Linked DNA regions of Homo sapiens: region 1 is linked to region 2. Evidence: chromatin contacts called from ENCODE Hi-C or POLR2A ChIA-PET data. All regions are on one chromosome and are shown on one strand. Each heading gives the region's core, a stretch centred on a gene start or an enhancer-like site at or near the end of the contact. The rest is flanking DNA. Distances are from core to core; before and after follow the strand shown. Region 1 holds the start of RTN4R (reticulon 4 receptor). Region 2 holds the start of LINC00896 (long intergenic non-protein coding RNA 896).

Region 1 (2,700 bases), core at 78-2,577, 62 kb before region 2:
GAGTGGCTGGGGGTGTCTGGGCCCCACCTCACCTTCTGTGTGGCTGGGAATGGCATGCACTCCACAATGCCCTCATAAGCCTAGGCTGGGACAAGGGTGATAGGGATAAAGCAGGCCAAAGTGATGAGGGCCACAGAGCGGCAGCCAGAGGCATGTGGGCAGTGCAGCCTCCACACCAGGCAGAGGGCCCACCCAGCATGGCTCCACCCTGCGAAGCTGCCTGCCACTGGGATCAGATGGGAGCACCAGGGCTCTGGGAGGTCCTCACTTCCTCTGCACAAGGCAGGCAGGTCACCGGCCCTGCGCCCTGCTCATCTCCCTCAGGGCCACCTCCATGGCCAGGGGCAGGCAGAGGGCACAGGGGTGCCCAGTCACCAGGTCTCTCTGCTTCATATCAGTGGACCTGGGCTCTGAGGGGGGCCATCAAGGCATCAGGCTGGCCCACTCCGTCCTTGAGTCAGGGTCCTACAGACTGACACCAGGTGGGCCTGCAAGACCCTCATCTGCATGGTCCTCTCATGCAGGGTGGGCCTGGGGAGGACCCAGCCCGGCTGAGCTGACTCCCAGCACTTCTCCAGGTGCAGGGGCAGCCTGGCAGTTGTCTGAAGACCCCGGGATGCACTTAGGAGCTCATCGGTGAGGCCCGGTAGGTGCCCCGAGCAGAAGATTGAGAAGGGACACCTGCACCCCTGTGTGGTGTGTGCAGGGGCGTCACTGGATTCTCTGGCCCCATGCCTCACACCGCCCGTGGGGGGCTGGCTTGGTAGAGTGGGGGGATACTAAGCAGGTGACCTCGGAGAGCGTCTTCTGGGTTTGGAGCCCCCATTCCGCAGAAGGGAAGAGGTGGGGGACCCCTGCAGGGTTACGGGTAACATCAGGCCTAGGTCCCTTCTCTAGGATGGTGCAGAGAGGGCCACAAAGGCCCAGGAGGGCCCCCAGAACTCTCTTAAGCCCTGAGCCTGTTTCTTACTGAAAAATGGGGGCGATCGTGCTGCAGCAAGGGGCTTCTGTGCAGGGGGCGGGGGATTCATGGGTTTCGTGAGGCCAGGAAGGGAGTGGGTCAGGCAGAGGCCATTCCTAGGCCTCGGGACAAAGCCCTTGCCCGCTTGGGGACCGGGCCAGCCTAGGCCGCCACACCCTCGGGCCCGCGTCCCCGGCCGGCTCCGGCCCGGGCCGCCATCCCCTCCGCCGCCTGCAGGGGCCGCCGCCTCTTCAGGAATGCGCCGCCTTTGTCTGGGACCGCGCGGCGCCGGTGCACCGGGCGGGCTGAGCGCCTCCTGCGGCCCGGCCTGCGCGCCCCGGCCCGCCGCGCCGCCCACGCCCCAACCCCCGCGCCGCCGCCGCCCTCGCCCTGTGCGCCCTGCGCGCCCTGCGCACCCGCGGCCCGAGCCCAGCCAGAGCCGGGCGGAGCGGAGCGCGCCGAGCCTCGTCCCGCGGCCGGGCCGGGGCCGGGCCGTAGCGGCGGCGCCTGGATGCGGACCCGGCCGCGGGGAGACGGGCGCCCGCCCCGAAACGACTTTCAGTCCCCGACGCGCCCCGCCCAACCCCTACGATGAAGAGGGCGTCCGCTGGAGGTGAGTGTCCGCGCTGCACCCGAGCCCGGCCGGCGGCGGGGCGCGGAGGGGGGCGGCTCGCCCCCTCCCCGGAGCCGCAGGGCCCGTCCCGGGCTGCCGAGGCGAGGGAAGCGTAGCCGGGCGGCAGGGAAAGCCACCGCAGTGCCGCGCCAGGCTGGGGCCGCTGGCGCCCCGGCCCCGGGAGGGCGGAGCCGGAGGCGGCAGGAAAAGTTGCCGCTTCCCGGGAAAGTTGACGGCTTCGGCAGGGCCGAGGGTGGCGGTCCGAGGGTCCCCGATGCTGGGCCAAGTCGAGGGCGGGGGCCGTGGGCTGGAAGGGCGGGGCCCGGCCTCGGAGCGCCCCGGCCACCAAGGGGTTAACGAGCGGGTTTTTGCAGAAACGTGGGTACCGAGGGTGGGTGGGGGTGTCGGGCCGCCTCCACCCCAGCCTCACGGTCTGGGCTCAGAACCTCCCGTTTCTCCGAGGTCAGTCCACAGTGGGATGAATGGGGGCGTTGGCGGCAGTAGAGGGCGTGGGGGACAGGGTTGTCCCAGCGCTGCCTCCAGGGCGGGCGGTGAGAGGAGGCAGCAACGCCCGCCATCTGCAGCCCGAGGGACATTGAGAGGCTTGGCTGGGGGAATCAGGGGCGGTGGGGCAATCAGCAACCCCTCCCTAGCAGCCCTCGTGGGACTCCCCCGCCCCACCGGCTGTGAGGTCCCGCGGTGCGGGCAAGGGAGGGTGGGCTCCATGTGAGTTGGGCATGCCCCGCCTGGAGGGTGCTCCCCAGGTGCCCACCCAGGCTGCCCTGCTGATGTCCATGGTGCCGCAGGCTGCACACACGTTTCCTTGCACGTGCACTTGTCTACACGGACTGCACACTTGCACACCTCTGGTGCACATGCAAGCCAACGCCGCCCCAGTGTGCACATGCACAAACACTGGGTGCACACACGGACTCTGAGGGTGCATATCTGTGTCCTCGCCCCCGCCTGCACACCCACGGCCACACATGCATGCACGCGGCATGCCTGCTGTGGTCTCCACGGGTGGCACATGCTGGGGCCCCTTTCGCAATAACCACTCCCGCACCCACATGCTCGTCTGTTGAGTGGGGAGGCCAGGCCCACAGACAGGGGCAAGACATCCTGG
Region 2 (2,700 bases), core at 87-2,586:
CCTGGAGAAGCCAGGTCAGGGCTGGCCCAGCAGGATGGGGGCTCTCTGCCTCTATGGCCAGCATTCCCAGCTGAGTCCCCAACTCTGCAGCCAGGAAGCCCCGTAGTGTGAAGGATGGGGACATCGCGATGCCCTGGCCCTGAGCCCACCAGGTGGCCCCAGGGCCCCACCCTGCCTGGCTCTTCCTGCATGGGTCTGGGGTGATGGGGGCTCATCTGAGGCCCAGTGCTGCCCACCTCGAATCCCCAAATCCCAAATTGGATTAGTTGTGTTTAGAAAGCAGCAAAGCTGCTATATTTGAGCAAAGGCTCAGCAGATTACCCTGGGCCAAGAGGGTGTCTGCCTGTGTGAGGGGGATTTGAGGAGGAAAAACTGCACTAAACAAGTGTTCATTGAAAAGAAACTTGGGGGATCATCTGAGTCAGCCGGGCCCTCCACCTGCCCCATAACACCTTCTCCAGCATGGGCTCCTGCTGCTGCTGGGACAACCAAGCAGGAGTGGACGGGGTCAGGCCACAGGCCACTGGGCCCAAGGCCAGGAAGGGGCGCCCAGGACTGCCCATGGGAGAAGGGCGTGGTGCCGACACGAGGTCACCTGGAGTCCCTGGGACTGGCCCTCCACCTCGTGACTCAGTCGCCACCCGGTGGCCCTCTCAGAAGCCCAGGGCCCAGCATACAGGAAGCTCCATGAGTGCTCATCATCACACACACTCCAGAGGCTGAGAACATCTTGGAGGCCTGGGGCCTGCTGGCCAGACCCTGTCCTGGGCCCTGAACACAGGCTGGGCCTGGAAGGGACAGTGAGGGGGGCCAGAGCCCATGCCTGCTCAGTGCAGCAAGCCCAGGCACCTGGTGGGTGGGCCCTGCAGCCAGGGAGGCCCCTGCACCCCACCCTTCCCAGCCCTGCCCTGGGTACCGTGTGCCACATCTCAGAGCCCACCCATGGGGCCCTCCCAACTCCAGCCAGGAGGGAGGATAGAGAACTTTTATTTCAGAAGAGTGCAAATAAACAAATCCTTCCTTCCCCCACCATAAAGAGCCCGGCTGGCTTTAGGAGAGAAGGCAGAATTTTTAGCCTCTCCTTTCCTCAAGGCACAGCAGGCCGAGCCTGTGTCACTCATGGCCCCTTTTACAAGTAAAGAATCCAGCTCTGGGCAGTCAGGTCTGCCCAGTGGAGGTGTTTGCCCTGGGGGGCCGGCTCACCTATCCGTAGGACCTGGCTCCTAGGGGTCCAGCCAGTCCCTGGCCTCCTGTTGATACGGAAAGGAAGTGCTGAGAAGGGAAAAGCGTGGTCCCTTTAAATGATACAGAGGAGGGACGGGAAGTGCTCCGTAGAGAAGGGCGTGGTCCCTGCCTAGGGCTCCACCCCCACGAACCTAGGTGAGGACAGGCATTTCCTGCCCAAATGTTGCATTTCCCAAGACCACCCTGGCCTGCCATGCCTCCATCCTATGCCTATAAAAACCCAAGACCCTAGCAAGGCAGAGACAGAAGCCTCTGTGTGGGGAGAGGAACACACTGGTGGAAGAAGACAAGCTGCTGGACATCCCGAGAATGTTGCCTGACTCCAGGGGAAAACCATCTCCCCTCTGGCTCCCCCATCTGCTGAGAGCTACTTCCACTCAATAAAACCTTGCACTCATTCTCCAAGCCCACGTGTGATCCAATTTTTTGGTACACCAAGGCAAGAAACCCTGGGATACAGAAATTCCTCTGTCCTTGTTATAAGGCAGGGGTCTAATTGAGCTCACTCTCACCAGCCACCTACAGACCGCTAGACTAAAAGACCACCCGGTAACGCACTCCCACTGGGGTTTCAAGAGCTGTAAACATTCACCCCCAGACACTGCCATGGGGTCAGAGCCCCACAGCCTGCCCGTCTGTATGCTCCCCTAGAGGTGTGAGCGGTGGGGCACTGAAGAAGCGAGCCACTCCCCCGCTGCATGCCCTGCGCCCTGCGCGGGGTAACCAGGGAACCCTTCCTGTTTCACTGTTTCACTGGGTAGAGATCTCCCGGCTGGAGACAGAATGGTGGGGAGAGGCCAGATGTGCCCAGCAGGTAGGGGATTCTCCAGGGGGGAGGCTGAGGCTGTTAGGAAAGGAGGGGCTGAGGGGGCGCCACAGCCCTCCCCGCTCCGCACCACACCCCACGTTAAACCCCTGTCCTCCACTCCTCTCCTGGGGCTAAGGAGGCTGAGAGTAGAGCTCAGAGGCCCACGCCCAGCACACAGGAGGCAGTGGGGGCTGTGGACGGGGCCAACGAGCCATGGGGTTGCTGGGCTGAAGCACCGGTGATGGCAGGCGTGTGAGAGGGAAGTGGGGGTGAGCCAGCCCTGTGGGCCTCTAGGCCCAGCTTCTGGGTATCCTGGCCCCCTGGAATGACCCAGGGCAGGAGCCTCTGACACCCGCCCCAAATGCCTGTGACCCCGTCCTGAGTGGGGGTCCTCCTTCTGGCCGTGACCGCCCTGGAGTGGCTTCTCAGCATTTTGTGGTCAGCACTCTCAGCCCCTCTGCCTTGCACCGTGTCATTTTCAGCAGATCCTGAGCCAGAGAAGGCCATCAATTATTCAGCTCCTGCCTCTCAGCCTCCTCCGTTAGTACCTCTTAAAGCCGGGAAGATAAATCTCTCCGCTTGCTCCGTGGCGCCGACAGGAAGCAGGGCGGCACCAGGACCGTGACAGGCCCCGGCTGGGCCCCGGT

Evidence for each region. Hi-C counts contacts between places; a loop is a spot of excess contacts on that map. ChIA-PET counts read pairs that join two places held with the same protein, here RNA polymerase II (POLR2A). Pooled maps may share reads with other maps.
Region 1: a map of CD8-positive, alpha-beta T cell shows a loop between it and region 2 (14-fold over the local background). The contact joins the promoter of RTN4R here to the promoter of LINC00896 in region 2. A Hi-C loop is called at or near these places in 16 of 168 maps with a recorded cell type or tissue (CD4-positive, alpha-beta T cell, CD8-positive, alpha-beta T cell, GM11168 and 12 more), 6 of 37 single-sample maps with no recorded cell type and 20 of 50 pooled maps. POLR2A ChIA-PET finds 5 or more read pairs at or near these places in 3 of 52 experiments (H1, K562 and activated CD8-positive, alpha-beta memory T cell).

Annotation. Positions count from the first base shown.
Region 1 is chr22:20,266,945-20,269,644 of GRCh38, reverse strand. It overlaps RTN4R (reticulon 4 receptor), which reads left to right and starts at 1,327. Exons shown (of 2, transcript NM_023004.6): 1 at 1,327-1,574. The coding sequence starts at 1,553. RefSeq lists silencers at 1,064-1,123, 1,174-1,333, 1,424-1,583 and an enhancer at 1,795-2,483.
Region 2 is chr22:20,204,968-20,207,667 of GRCh38, reverse strand. LINC00896 (long intergenic non-protein coding RNA 896) reads right to left here and starts at 1,336. Exons shown (of 1, transcript NR_026919.1): 1 at 1-1,336. It overlaps LOC105372862 (a long non-coding RNA gene), which reads left to right. Exons shown (of 3, transcript XR_938009.3): 3 at 1,423-1,650. RefSeq lists an enhancer at 980-1,219.